Regions from separate parts of the Homo sapiens genome. Here regions 1 and 3 are each linked to region 2. A link is a contact called in ENCODE Hi-C or POLR2A ChIA-PET data. All regions are on one chromosome and are shown on one strand. The core of a region is the stretch at or near the end of the contact, and the rest is flanking DNA. Distances in the headings are between cores, read along the strand shown. Region 1 has its middle 18 kb from the start of PTPN1. Region 2 has its middle 31 kb from the start of PARD6B. Region 3 has its middle 34 kb from the start of PTPN1.

Region 1 (4,265 bases), core at 92-2,591, 270 kb after region 2:
TTATCACTTTTCCTTTTGTCTAACTAAAAGGCTTCAAATAGAAATCAATTATTCAACTGATTATGAATCCAAAAATTTCTGGCATATTTGAAAGAGCAGATCATCCCGACTTTTAGTCCTCAAGATATCAAAAATATTGCATCTCCATCTAGCACCTCCCCCCCCATTACACACCTGCTTTGTGCTAGGCACTTTACATGTGCAACAGGATGATGTTAGGGGTGCTCTGAGTCTCTTGGCCTAAGTTCAAAGGTCATTCAGCAGTTGGGGTCAGCCACCTTCCTTCACGGCTCGCTGTGGAGCCATTTCAGCAGAATGGCAGCCCATCCTTATGCCCATTCTACCGTGGGCGTCAAGGAGAAGGGGAAAGAGAGCACGTCTTGCTTCTCCTGCTCCCCCTACCCATTGTCCCAGCTCCAAGCCACTAGAATCATGAGTCTGGCTTGAACTGGGTGACATGGGGCCAGGGGATCTAAAAGAACTTTGAATCAGATCTGAGAATGAAGTTTTTTCCAAGGAAATTTATATTGAACTATAAAACACATACAGAAAAGTATATGTGTGTACATGCACACAGATATATCATAAGTGCACGGCTCAGTGAATTTCCCCAGACTAAACATGCTCACATAACCTGCACCCAGATCAAGATACAGAACTCTCCCAGCCCCTCAGAAAGCTACCTAGTAACCCTCCTAGTCACTACCCTTTGCCAAGGGTGACCACTATCCTGCTAACACCCTGGATTGCTTTTGCCTGTTTTTGAACTTCACATAAATGGAATCATGCCGTGCATGCTTTTTGGTGTCTGTCTTCGTTTGTTCGACATCATGACCATGAGACTGGGTCTCGTTGTGCTTCACTGGTTGAGACTGACATTCTAATTGGAGGAGATTTGGGTTTTAAGACCTGAAATAGACAGCTTTGGTAACCAAAGAGTCAGTCAGGCATGCTATGGAATTGTTGAGAGGCTGGTTGAGGAAGCCCATTCTTTAATAGCTCCGTGACTTTGGGCAACTCATTTAAGTTCTTTTTTCTCTATTTCTGTAAAATGGAGATAACTATTGGTCCCTACCTCAGAAGCTCATTGTGAAGATTTGGTGAGTAATATATGCCAAGAGCTTAGGCAAGTGCCTGGCACAGAGGCGGGGCCACCTGGGAGCTTGCCGCTACCTCTGCTCCTGCCTCTACTACCACTACTCTGTTATTCTGATCATTCCCCAGAGGGAAAAAGGAAATTTCAACAGAGACCATTTGGTAGCAATTATTGTAAAAATAAAGTGGTTTCGTAGTTACACCTCAACAAGTTGAGACGTACCCCTGAACCAGTTAGACATGTGTCACCTCAGTTAAAGTTCACATCAGCCCTGAGAAGTGAATGCTTGTTTGACAAATGAGGCAACTGAGGCTCAGAGGGAGAAGCAACGCACTCCCTCAACTCACTCCCACAGGGTTACAGAGCGAGCTGGTGGTGGAGCCAGGGTCTCTGTGACCCTGTGTGCTGTTCTCCTTGCCCTTTTACCTAATTCTCCTGCTGGAGCTGGTGGTCCTTAGGATGCACTGGGATGACCCCATTGGACTGCCTTTGGCATGACCTTCTAAAGCATGTGGTGCTGCTTTAGAACTTATCAAAATATTTTCTGTGTGGATTTCCCATCAGCCTGTTCACATGAGGCTTAATCTTTCTTGTGGGTCTCATAAGTAGCACTTTATGAAATACCAGGTGAGTCAGTCATACTCAGCAAACGAGTTTTATGATGACTAAGAATGTTGGGGCTTTTTGCTGAAATTAGCCAACTGAGGTAACAGAATTCTTCCATTGCATATCACAGAAATTGGTTCTGGTCAGGCCGGGTGTGGTGGCTCATGCCTATAATCCCAGCACTTTGGGAGGCCGAGGCAGGCGGATCTCCTGAGGTTAGGAGTTCAAGACCAGCCTGGCCAACATGGTGAAACCCCATCTCTACTAAAAACACAAAAAATTAGCTGGGCCTGGTGGCGGGCGCCTGTAATCCCAGCTACTCGGGAGGCTGAGACAGGAGAATCGGTTGAACCTGGGAGGTGGAGGTTGCAGTGAGCCGAGATGGCGCCACTGCACTCCAGCCTGGGCAACAAGGACGAAACTGCGTCTAAAAAAGAAAAGAAAGAAAGAAGGAAAAAGAAACTGGTTCTTACCAACAGAAACAGAAAAGGAATTTGTTAGAAGGATATAAGGTGCTTTTTAGAAATGGAGCAAGAAAGCTCTGAAACCAAGTTTAGAAAGAATTGGCCACATGATGCGCTGGGGGATCTTGCTGGCATCAACTCACGAGTGTGCTCTTCAGCTCTGAGGGTGCGGCACTCAGGACGCTTTGGCTGCAAGTAACAGAAAACTCAACTCAACCTGGCTTAAGCAGTAAGGGAGTTTATTGTAGGAAGGGCAACACCAAGGTTGGTTGATTCAGAGGTTCAAGAATGTAATTGAGATCCAGGGTTCTCTCTCTTTCTTCCCATTACTATCCATGTGTTGGCTTTATCTGAAAACTGGTTCCCTGTGGCTGCAAAACGGGGCACGCTGCCAGTAGTGATTATGACGGTAAGATCATTTGCTAAATCATCCAGTGCGAAAGAGAGGGAGTGTCTCCCCATAGCTCTCTCTTGAGAGTAAGGAAATGTTACTGCCAGAAGTCCCCAAGAAATCTATCCTGGTGTCTTTTTTTTTTTTTTTTTTTGAGGCAGGGTCTCACTGTGTTGCCCAGGCTGGAGTGTAGTGGCGTGATCATGGCTCACTGCAGCATCAACCTCCTGGGCTCAAGCAATCCTCCCACCTCAGCCTCCTGAATAGCTGGGACTACAGGAGTGCACCACCACACCCAGGTAATTAAAACTTTTTTTTTTTTTTTTTGTAGAGACAGGGTCTCACTATATTGTTCAGGCTGAACTTGAACTCCTGGCCTCAATGATCCTCCCACCTCAGCCTCCCAAAGTGCTGGAAATACAAGTGTAAGCCACTGCAGCCAGCTCCCCTGGTGTCCTATTGGGCAAAACTGGCTTGGGCCTGTTCACTCCTGAACCAATCATCAGCAAGAGGCACAAGGGATGATTTTGGCCCCCAGGGGACATTTGACAACGTGTGAAGACATTTTTGGTTATCATAACTAGGAGAGGTGCTAGTGGCATCTCGTGGGTAGAATCTGGGGCTGCATCTATATATCCTATAATGGACAGGACAGCTCCTTCCCATCCCTTGCACACAGAAAAGAATGAACTCTCCCCAAATATCAACAGTCCTGATATTGAGAAACCTTGGCTTAGACAAATCAGGCACATCCCTGCTCCTGGGATATAATAGCCTGGTGAGAGTCATCCACAGTTTCCACTGCAAACTTTCTTTCAGAACTTTTTTTTGTCATTCTGTTTGAGATTGAAATTTCAGAGAGGGTTTGTTTGGCTTGGCCTGGGTTACATACCCATTTACAGAATAGTAGAGGACAAGGCACTGTGGTTGACCTGAAGCTCCTCCACAGGAAGCTTGGGATACTGGCATGGGAAGTGGAACGGATGTTAAACAAGCAACAACAACAAAAAAGCCCACCTCAACTGGGATGAACTTCCTCAGTGACATTCCTTACAAAGAAGAGGGAGACATCCTGGAATGATATGGGGGAGGGGTGGGGAGAGGGACAGTATGATATATATTAGCTTGACTTTATTATTTTTGTGTATATTTTTGGAGATGGAGTCTTGCTCTGTTGCCAAGGCTGGAGGGCAGTGGCACGATCTTGACTCACTGCAACCTCCACCTCCCGGGTTCAAGTGATTCTTCTGCCTCAGCCTCCCGAGTAGCTGGGATCACAGGCATGTGCCACCATACCCAGCTAATTCTTGTATTTTTAGTAGAGACAGGCTTTCACTGTGTTGGCCAGCCTGGTAGCTTGACTTTAGAGATGACTGTCATCAATTCCTTCCCTCCCCATATGTGTGTGCCACTCCTCCTTGAGATAGGGGGTCTAATCCTCAGCCCCCTTGAATTTGGCCTGGGCTTGACCTTGTGACTGTTTTGACCAATAGAAAATAGTGGAAATGATGCTGGGTCAGTTCTGGACTTCCTGCTCCAGTAGCCAACTGCATGAGAGACCCCCATGTGAGAGCCACTCAGCTAAGCTGTCAACCCATAGAACTGTGAGTGGTATAAATAATTGTTGTTTTTAAGCCACTAGCCACTAGGTTTTTTTTTTTTTTTTTTTTTTTTTGAGACGGTGTTTACGTCTGTTGCCCAGGCTGGA
Region 2 (4,570 bases), core at 591-3,090:
GAGAACCCCTAATTGAGAGCGAACTGCTGGCCTGGAAATGGGTGTCGACTCAGGAATGAATTATGTATGACCACTGTTAAATATTTTATCCATCCTTTTTTTTGAGACTGAGTCTCGCTCTGTCACCCAGGCTGGAGTGCAATGGCGCGATCTCGGCTCACTGCAACCTCCGCCTCCCAGGTTCTAGCGATTCTCCTGCCTCAGCCTCTTGAGTAGCTAGGATTACAGGCATGCACCACCACACCCGGTTAATTTTATCTATCCTTAACCATTATTTGTCTTCACAAAGCAAATAAGGAAAGAAAAAGAAAATACCCACACCATAAGCATTATCAGCTTTGTCATCTCTCCTCCACTGCAAAACAGCCACACAAACTCTCCTGAAGAGGACAAACTCTAACCAGGTTTGAAATACGAGACCACTGTGGCACTACGACTGAGGAATGTCAAGGTGGCGTTGCCTCCTCTGTCAGGTTTGTCATCCTTCAAAATCATGAACATTTTGCTCTACAGAACCTGCTGGTCTAAAAACCACATGGGCAGGCACCGTGGCTTAAGCCTGTAATCCTAGCCTTTTGGGAAGCTTGAGCGCAGGAGTTCAAGACCAGCATAGGCAACATGGTGAGACCTGGTCTCTACAAAAAATTTAAAAATTAACCAGGCGGCCGGGCACGGTGACTCATACCTGTAATCCCAGCACTTTGGGAGGCCAAGGCTGGTGGATCACCTGAGGTCAGGAGTTCAAAACCAGCCTGACCAACAAGACGAAACCCCGTCTCTACTAAAAATACAAAAATTAGTCAGGCGTGGTGGCATGCGCCTGTAATCCCAGTTACTCGGGAGGCTGAGACAGAGAATTGCTTGAACCTAAGAGGCGGAGGTTGCAGTGATCTGAGATAGTGCCACTGCATTCCAGCCTGGGCAACAGAGTAAGACTCCATCTCCAAAAAAAAAAAAAAAAATTAGCCAGGCAGGGTGGCACATGCCTGTGGCACACGGCTACTCAGTAGGCTGAGGAGGAAAGATCGCTTGAGCGCAGGAGGTCGAGGCTGCAATGAGCCGTGTTATTTGTGCTGCACCCAGCCTGGGTGACAAAGCAAGACTATTTCAAAAAATAAAAATAGGCCAGGCACAGTGGCTCACGCCTCTAATTCCAGCACTTTGGGAGGCTGAGGTGAGTGGATTGCTTGAGCACAGGAGTTTGAGACCAGCCTGGCCAACATGGTGAAACCCCATCTCTACTAAAAATACAAAAATTAGCCGGGTGTGGTGGCAGGTGCCTGTAATCCCAGCTACTTGGGAGACTGAGGCGCGAGAATCACTTGAGCCCAGGAGGTGGACGCTGCAATGAGCCAAGGTCACGCCAGTGCACTCCAGCCTGGGCGACAGAGTGAGACTATCTAAAAAAATAAAATTAAATAAAAATAAAAATAAACTGCGTGGTTTATGGATTCTTGGTGACGCCCAGGCAAAGGGGGCTTGTATCCTCCTGGTATCCACACAGTGAGTGGTGAAGGACAGCTGGGATAGCTGAGGCCTGGTCAAGGGCTGATGTCGCCCATTCAGCCTCTCCCGTTTGGCCAGCTTCCCGGCCATTCTGCCTGCTCTCCTGGCGCGTCTCCCTTTACCGTTTATTTTCTCCCTCTCTGCTGGCCCTGTCTGCTCGGCTGTTGGAAACACATGCCAGCCCTACTGGGCATGGGCCCTGTGAACATGAGCCAAGGCACCCTGGGGGTGGAGGAAGGACACTGAGGCCAGCTCACCAGAAGAACCCTGATGTGTTGCAATTGAATTGCAGAGGTTTATAAACCTCTTGCCTTCAAAAGGGGACTGAAAAATTATTACAGTTTGTCATTTTCTAGTGGGATTTGTTTGTAATCACTGTTCCCATATTGTCTGGCGTTGTGTATATGCGTGTGCTCTAGAAGTTTAATTTCACATCTAGGCAGATCAGGTGTGTGTGTGTGTGTGTGTGTGTGTGTGTAAATGCATATGCCCAGTTTAAAATCAACTAGTAGAAAGTCATGTGGAGGCCAGGCACAGTGACTCACGCCTGTAATCCCAGCACTTTTGGGAGGCTGAGCCAGGCAGATTGCTTGAGCCCAGGAGTTTGAGACCAGACTGGGCAACATAGTGAAACCTCACCTTTACAAAAAATACAAAAATTAGCCAGGCGTGGTGACACATACCTGTAGTCCCAGCTACTCAGGAGGCTAAGGTGTGAGGTCACTTGGACTCAGGAGTTTGAGGCTGCAGTGAGCCATAATCACACCACTGCACTCCAGCCTGGGCGACAGAGCAGGACCTTATCTCAAAAAAAAAAAAAAAAAAATTGGGGTGAGGGGAAGAAAAGAAAAAAAGAAAATTAGCCGGGTGTGATGGCTCATGCCTGTAGTCCCAGCTACTTGGGAAGCTGAGGTGGGAGGATTGCCAGAATCCTTGAGTTCGAGGTTGCAGTGAGCCATGATCGCACCACCGCCCACGAGCCTGTGTGGGAGACGGCAAGCCCTTGTCCCTTTAAAAAAAAAAAAGTGTGTGGGTGTGTATTTTTAAAGTCAAGGAGCTTTTTCCACATTTTCTTGTTTCACCAGGTAAGGATTCAAACAATTGAAATCAGCATTCTTTGTAAATTACCCTATGTGGATTGTTGCTCCTGAGAATGACTGATTTGAGATTCTTGGTGATTCTAGGGTTCGTCACTGGTCCACCTGAGAAGTGACACCGTTCAGCGTTGCTGTACTCAGGCAGTCATCATCAGTGGCATTACTGGAAGGCCTATGTTCTAAGTCTCTCCTTGAATTCCTCCTTACCCGTGCATGTACTTACCAAGTTAATGATTTAGTTTCTGAGTCACTAAGCATACACATTTTTGCCTGAGTCATTTTGGGTTCATACCTGAGACAGCAGCTGAAGCCCTCTGGGAATGCAGGAGAAAACCTGATATGCAACTTACCTACCATTTATTGAAGGGTATCACATGCTGGCAGAGAAGCAGCCTGGGAACAAAACTCTTATGTTCTATAAGAACAGTGCTGGGTTTGAATGTAACCTGCTTCAGGTCTTAGAAACAATGGTATGAATGCTGTTTCCTTGTAGTTGCAAGCATTGCTAAGAGACTGAGTGAAAGAGGAATGCTGTGCTGATACAATCTGGGGGGTGGAACCATTAGTCAAATTCTAGCCTTTCTTGTCCTTTCTTCTGGTAGATAACCTAGCGCAAAAACTCCGCCTGGAGTTTTCAGACGCTCACTTTCTGCACACATAGAAGGATTTGTGTGAGGAGTTACTGGCTTTGATCAAAATTGCAATTCTGATGAATCAGATTTTACCAATTTAGGAAGGGGGATTCTCGGCCAGGAGCGGTGGCTCATGCCTGTAATCCCAGCACTTTGGGAGGCCGAGGTGGACGGATCACGAGATCAAGAGATTGAGACCATCCTGGCCAACATGGTGAAAGCCCGTCTCTACTAAAAATACAAAAATTAGCTGGGCGTGGTGGCACGTGCCTGTAGTCCCAGCTACTCGGGAGGCTGAGGCAGGAGAAGTGCTTGAACCCAGGAGGCAGAGGTTGCAGTGAGCCCAAGATCTTGCCACTGCACTCCAGCCAGGGCAGAAGAACGAGACTCCGTCTCAAAAAAAAAAAAAAAAAAAAAAAAGGACATTTCTTATGAAAATCTGGATAAGCAGGGCCGGGCGTGGTGGCTCACGCCTGTAATCCCAGCACTTTGGTAGGCTGAGGCAGGTGGATCACCTCAGGTCAGGAGTTCAAGACCAGCCTGGCCAACATGGTGAAATTCCATCTCTACTAAAAATACAAAAAATTAGCCGGGCATGGTTGCAGATGCCTGTAATCCCAGCTACTTGGGAGGCTGAGGCAGGAGAATCGCTTGAAGCTGGGAGGCAGAGGTTGCGGTGAGCCAAGATTGTGCCATTGCACTCCAGCCTGGGCAACAAGAGCAAAACTCAGTCTCAAAAAAAAAAAAAAAAAAGTTATAAGAGCTGACAACACTGGGCCCACACATACCCAAATGACAACCATCGAATGTGGTGGCCCCTGCCTTGCTGGGGGCGGGCATCTCCTGTTTACCAGCCCCACCTGCCCTGCCCCACTCTGGCCCTTTGGGCATTTGAATTTGCAACCTCCTCTCTGAGACCCATGGTCCTATCATTTCTATACTTTGAAAGTAATAGGATTTGAAACTGCCATTTCAGATTGAAGTTTATATTGCATTTATATATTCTTTATATATTCAATTTATGTCAGATTTATTTCATATATATATATTTTTTTCTTTTCTTTTCTTTTCTGTTTTTTAGAGACAAATCTTGCTCTGGCCCAGGCTGGATTGCAGTGGCATGATCATAGCTCACTGCAGCCTCAAACTCCAAGGCTCAAGCAATCCTCCTGTCTCAGTCAGCCTCCTGAGTAGCTGGGACTACAGGTGTGCACCACCATGCCTGGCTAATTTAAGAAATTTTTTGTAGAGATGAGGTCTTGCTATGTTGCTCAAACTCCTGGGCTCAAGTGATCTGCCCATCTCAGCAGATGTATTTAAAATAGAATCAAAATA
Region 3 (4,223 bases), core at 1,615-4,114, 290 kb after region 2:
CGGCAGATGCCAGCAGGCCATCGACCGGTGGAACAACTTGGAGTTTGGCTGGGGTGGTGGGAGGAGAGCCTGGGCCACTCAGCGGCCCAGGTCCAGGGGAAAATCGCCTTCCCACTCCATCCCCTTTGGCTCCCCCATCTGCTGAGAGCTACCTCCACTCAATAAAACCTTGCGTTCATTCTCCAAGCCTACGTGTGATCCAGTTCTTCAGGTACGCCAAGGCAAGAAACCCCAGGATACAGATAGCCCTCTGTCCTTGAGATAAGGCAAGGGGTCTAATTGAGCTAACACAAGCTGTCTATGGACGGTTAAACGAAAAGAGCACCCTGGAACACACGCCCACTGGGGCCTCAGGAGCTGTAAACATTCACGCCTAGACGCTGCGTGGCCAGAGTCCCACACCCTGCCCGTCTGCCTGCTCCCCCTAGGGGTTTTGAGCAGCGAAGCACTGAGGAAGTGAGCCACACCCCCATCGCATGCCCTTCGAGGAGGATAAGGGAACTTTTCCTGTGTCAGTACCAGTGTTTGAACCAACGTCTGTCTGGCTGCAGAAACCATATTCTTCGCCAGTGCGTAGGCCTTGGTACCTTAGAAATGCGGGGAGAGGGACCAGGTTGTGGATTCACTCCTAACTCATCATTAACCTGCTGAGGACCTCAGTTTCCTCATCTTTTTGGTTAAGGACCAGTCCAGGAGTTGCAAACTCAAATGCCTACAGGGATCAAGAAGTGACATAAATGAAGGCAATGAACTGTTTCATTGTTGTGAAGAAACGTATTTTCTCGTTTCTTTTTCTTTTCTTTTTTGAGACGGAGTTTCACTCTTGTCACCCAGGCTGGAGTGCAATGGCGCGATCTCAGCTCACTGCAACCTCTGCCTCCCGGGTCCTGGTTCAAGCGATTCTCCTGCGTCAGCCTCCCGAGTAGCTGGGATTACAGGCATGCGCCACCATGCCCAGCTAATTTTGCATTTTTAGTAGAGACGGGGTTTCTCCATGTTGGTCAGGCTGGTCTCAAACTCCCAGCCTCAGGTGATCTGCCCGCCTCGGCCTCCCGAAGTGCTGGGATTATAGGCAAGAGCCAGCATGTCCCAGGCCTTTTTTTTTTTTTTTTCTTTAAACATATGGCCCTCTTAGTCTATCTTTCCTTTCTCCATTAGCATAGAGAACTGGGCACAGAGACAAATCATTTAGAAACTGCACTTGGCTGACAGTAACAGAGACTTGATTTCAGTGACTTAAACATATTAGAGATTTATTTCTTTCACATAAAACCATGTCTGAAAATCTGCATTCCAAAGAACAGATATGGCAATTCTATGATGTTTTCGGGGATCCCATTTCCTTCCATCTTTAGCATAGAACCTCCCTCCTCAAGGTCACAGAATGGCTGCTCAAACTCCAGCCATCATGTTTATATTCTAGGAAGATTGGCAAGACACCAAAGGGCTTTCTTGGAAACCCCAACATCAACTTCCACTTATCATGCATTGGCCATTCAATCGGGCACTACTGACATTTTGGACTGCATAATTCTTTGTTGTGGGAGGGAGACCTGGGGATTGGAGGGCTGTCTAGCAGTACCCTGACCTCTACCCACCCACCAGATATCAGTAGAGCACTCCCTGCCTCCCTCCCTGCCCCTGTTGTGGTAACCAAAACTGTCTTCCAAGACTTTGCCAGATGTCCTCTGGGGGACAAAATCACCTCTGACTGAGAAACACTGGGCAATTCTTAGCTTCAAGAGAAACTGGGAAATGTTATTTCAAAATTCATTGCCAATAGTGTAGGAGTTTCTATAAGTAAGAAAGAAGTAGAGGTTGGACATATGGATGGCAAATAACAGTCTTGCCCCAAGAGAACTCATTCAGTTTCCTTTTAATTCTACTTAAACAAAAACAGTGACCCAAGAGTGATGATGAACAGTGTCAGGCTATAATAGGGAAGGGTGGGGACTGTGGCACACTGAGAGCCAAGGACCCATCTAAAGGAGGTACAGGATTTTTGTGAGCAGCATTTTACCCATAAGATACAAGTTTGCAACATTTAGTCTATACAATTTCAAAACATGTACTATGGAAAATTTCAAACATCATCTAGAAAAATAGAGTCATATAACTAACTCTCCAGTATCCACCTTCAGCAATTATCCACATTCATTTTGTCAATTTCATCGTAAGCCTTTTGTCACTTCACCAGTAGTTGATACTAAGTTGTTCTTTTTTTTTTTTTTTCTGAAACCACCATGCTATTAGCACACCTTCCAAAATTAACAATGACATCTTACTATGAACCAGGTGATTTTTTTTTCTTTTTTTCAGACAGAGTCTTGTTCTGTGGCCCAGGCTGGAGTGCAGTGGCACAATCTTAGCTCACTGCAATCTCTGCCTCCCGGGTTCAAGCAATTCTCCTGCCTCAGCCTCCCGAGTATCTGGGATTACAGGCATGCGCCAGCACACCCAGCTAATTTTTGTATTTTTAGTAGAGATGGGATTTTGCCATGTTGGCCAGGCTAGTCTTGAACTCCTGACCTCAAGTGATCTGCCTGCCTCGGCCTCCCAAAGTGCTGGGATTACAGGTGTGAGCCACCATCCGTGGCCTATTTTTATTTTTTTTAGAGAGGGTCTCACTATGTTGCCCAGGCTGATTTCGAACTTCTAGGCTCAAGCAATCCTCCTGCCTCGGCCTCCTAAAGTGCTAGGATTACAGGCGTGAGCCACCACGCCCGGCCGTCGATCACTTCTTCAAGGATGTGGCACATGCCTTGAATTTAGACCTGCTAGCACTTCAAGCTGGGCGGGAACTAGGGACTGCCGGGTTCCCACCCACCTCCTGCCATCTCCCTTGTGCTGACTCATTTTTGACCCTGAACTTGTTCATTCACCCAGGCCTTTGCTTTCTTTTGTGCAAAACAAGGAGAACAATTCCAACTCGCCTCCCGACAATGAGGCAGGAGCAGTGTAATTGAAGGACTGCACATGCCCTGTGCACGTATTAAAGTACTTAATAATTACTGCAAAAATAGCAGCAGTGATGAGGTGATTATAAGCCCCAGCAGAAGCCCCGCATAAACAAAGAGGTCCAGAAAGGGCTCTCATGTTCTTAATGTTCTGACTCTAGACAATCTAAGACCCACAGCCCACAGCCCTCCTGGCCCTGAATCCTTACATTTGCCTTCTATTAATACAGGAAGACGTTTTTGGTGGCCTGACAAGAGAAAAGGTTCAAAGTCCAAATTCCCCATTTGTGCCATTAAGGGAGAAAGATATTTTGCAGCTTGGTTCCTAAATTAGAAGATGATTCCCAAATCATCTTCTAATTAAATGTCTCTCTTTATCTCTGCACCTTTTATATTGCTGCTGACACAGCTTTGGAGCCGGGTGGTGCTCAGGGTCAAGGGGAGGCGGGGTGATACATTCCTTTTTTTTTTTTTTTTTTTTTAGCTCACTGCAAACTTCACTTCCTGGGTTCAAGTGATTCTACTGCCTCAGCCTCCCCAGCAGCCGGGATTACAGGCATGCACCACCTTGCCTGGCTAATTTTTGTATTTTTAGTAGAGACGGGGTTTCACCATGTTGGCCAGGCTTGTCTTGAACTCCCGGCCTCAGGTGATCCACCCGCCTTGGCCTCCCAAAGTGCTGGGATTATAGGCATGAGCCACCGTGCCCGGCCAGATGATACATTCTTTAGGTGCACGCTTGGAGATGCCCAAACAGGCCTCTGGCTCCTGCCATGCCCTGCAGAGGACACTCTTAAAATATCCAGGGGACAGATGCTATTTTTGAGGTGCAGCTTAAAGGCTGCCTTGTGGCCCCTACATAATCTGCTGCCACTCTGAGCTTGCTTCAAAATAGATCTTGCCTTGCCTTTTGTGCTTCCAGGAAACTTGGTTTCTCAGTTTTTACTTTCATCACGAGTTAGATTTGCTGATTCTACAAGTCCATATAAATGGCATTAGACAGCCGAGCACGGTGGCTCACGCCTGTAATCCCAGCACTTTGGGAAGCTGAGGTGGGCGGATCACGAGGTCAGGAGATCGAGACCATCCTGGCCAACACAGTGAAACCCTGTCTCTACTAAAAATACAAAAAATTAGCTGGGCGTGGTGGCACGTGCCTGTAGCCCCAGCTACTTGGGAGGCTGAGGCAGGAGAATTGCTTGAACCTGGGAGGCAGAGGTTGCAGTGAGCCGACATCGCGCCACTGCACTCCAGCCTGGGCAACAG

What was found. Hi-C counts contacts between places; a loop is a spot of excess contacts on that map. ChIA-PET counts read pairs that join two places held with the same protein, here RNA polymerase II (POLR2A). Pooled maps may share reads with other maps.
Region 1: a loop to region 2 is called in a map of mammary epithelial cell, with 3 times the contacts of the local background. The contact joins two enhancer-like sites. A Hi-C loop is called at or near these places in 2 of 168 maps with a recorded cell type or tissue (heart left ventricle and mammary epithelial cell) and 2 of 50 pooled maps. POLR2A ChIA-PET finds 5 or more read pairs at or near these places in 7 of 52 experiments (A673, BJ, CD4-positive, alpha-beta T cell and 4 more).
Region 3: a loop to region 2 is called in a map of Calu3, with 2.9 times the contacts of the local background. The contact joins two enhancer-like sites. A Hi-C loop is called at or near these places in 2 of 168 maps with a recorded cell type or tissue (Calu3 and heart left ventricle) and 2 of 50 pooled maps. POLR2A ChIA-PET finds 5 or more read pairs at or near these places in 6 of 52 experiments (AG04450, CD4-positive, alpha-beta T cell, Caco-2 and 3 more).

The regions. Positions count from the first base shown.
Region 1 is chr20:50,490,652-50,494,916 of GRCh38, reverse strand. No RefSeq gene overlaps it. Among named protein-coding and RNA genes, the nearest start is that of PTPN1, 18 kb to the left of the region's middle. Within about 2 kb of position 1,341, at least 3 of the 41 ENCODE cell types and tissues checked have a DNase peak (open chromatin) inside an H3K27ac peak, as active enhancers do; they include mammary epithelial cell, where a contact is called at or near this core.
Region 2 is chr20:50,760,166-50,764,735 of GRCh38, reverse strand. No RefSeq gene overlaps it. Among named protein-coding and RNA genes, the nearest start is that of PARD6B, 31 kb to the right of the region's middle. Within about 2 kb of position 1,840, at least 24 of the 41 ENCODE cell types and tissues checked have a DNase peak (open chromatin) inside an H3K27ac peak, as active enhancers do; they include mammary epithelial cell, where a contact is called at or near this core.
Region 3 is chr20:50,474,637-50,478,859 of GRCh38, reverse strand. No RefSeq gene overlaps it. Among named protein-coding and RNA genes, the nearest start is that of PTPN1, 34 kb to the left of the region's middle. Within about 2 kb of position 2,864, at least 7 of the 41 ENCODE cell types and tissues checked have a DNase peak (open chromatin) inside an H3K27ac peak, as active enhancers do.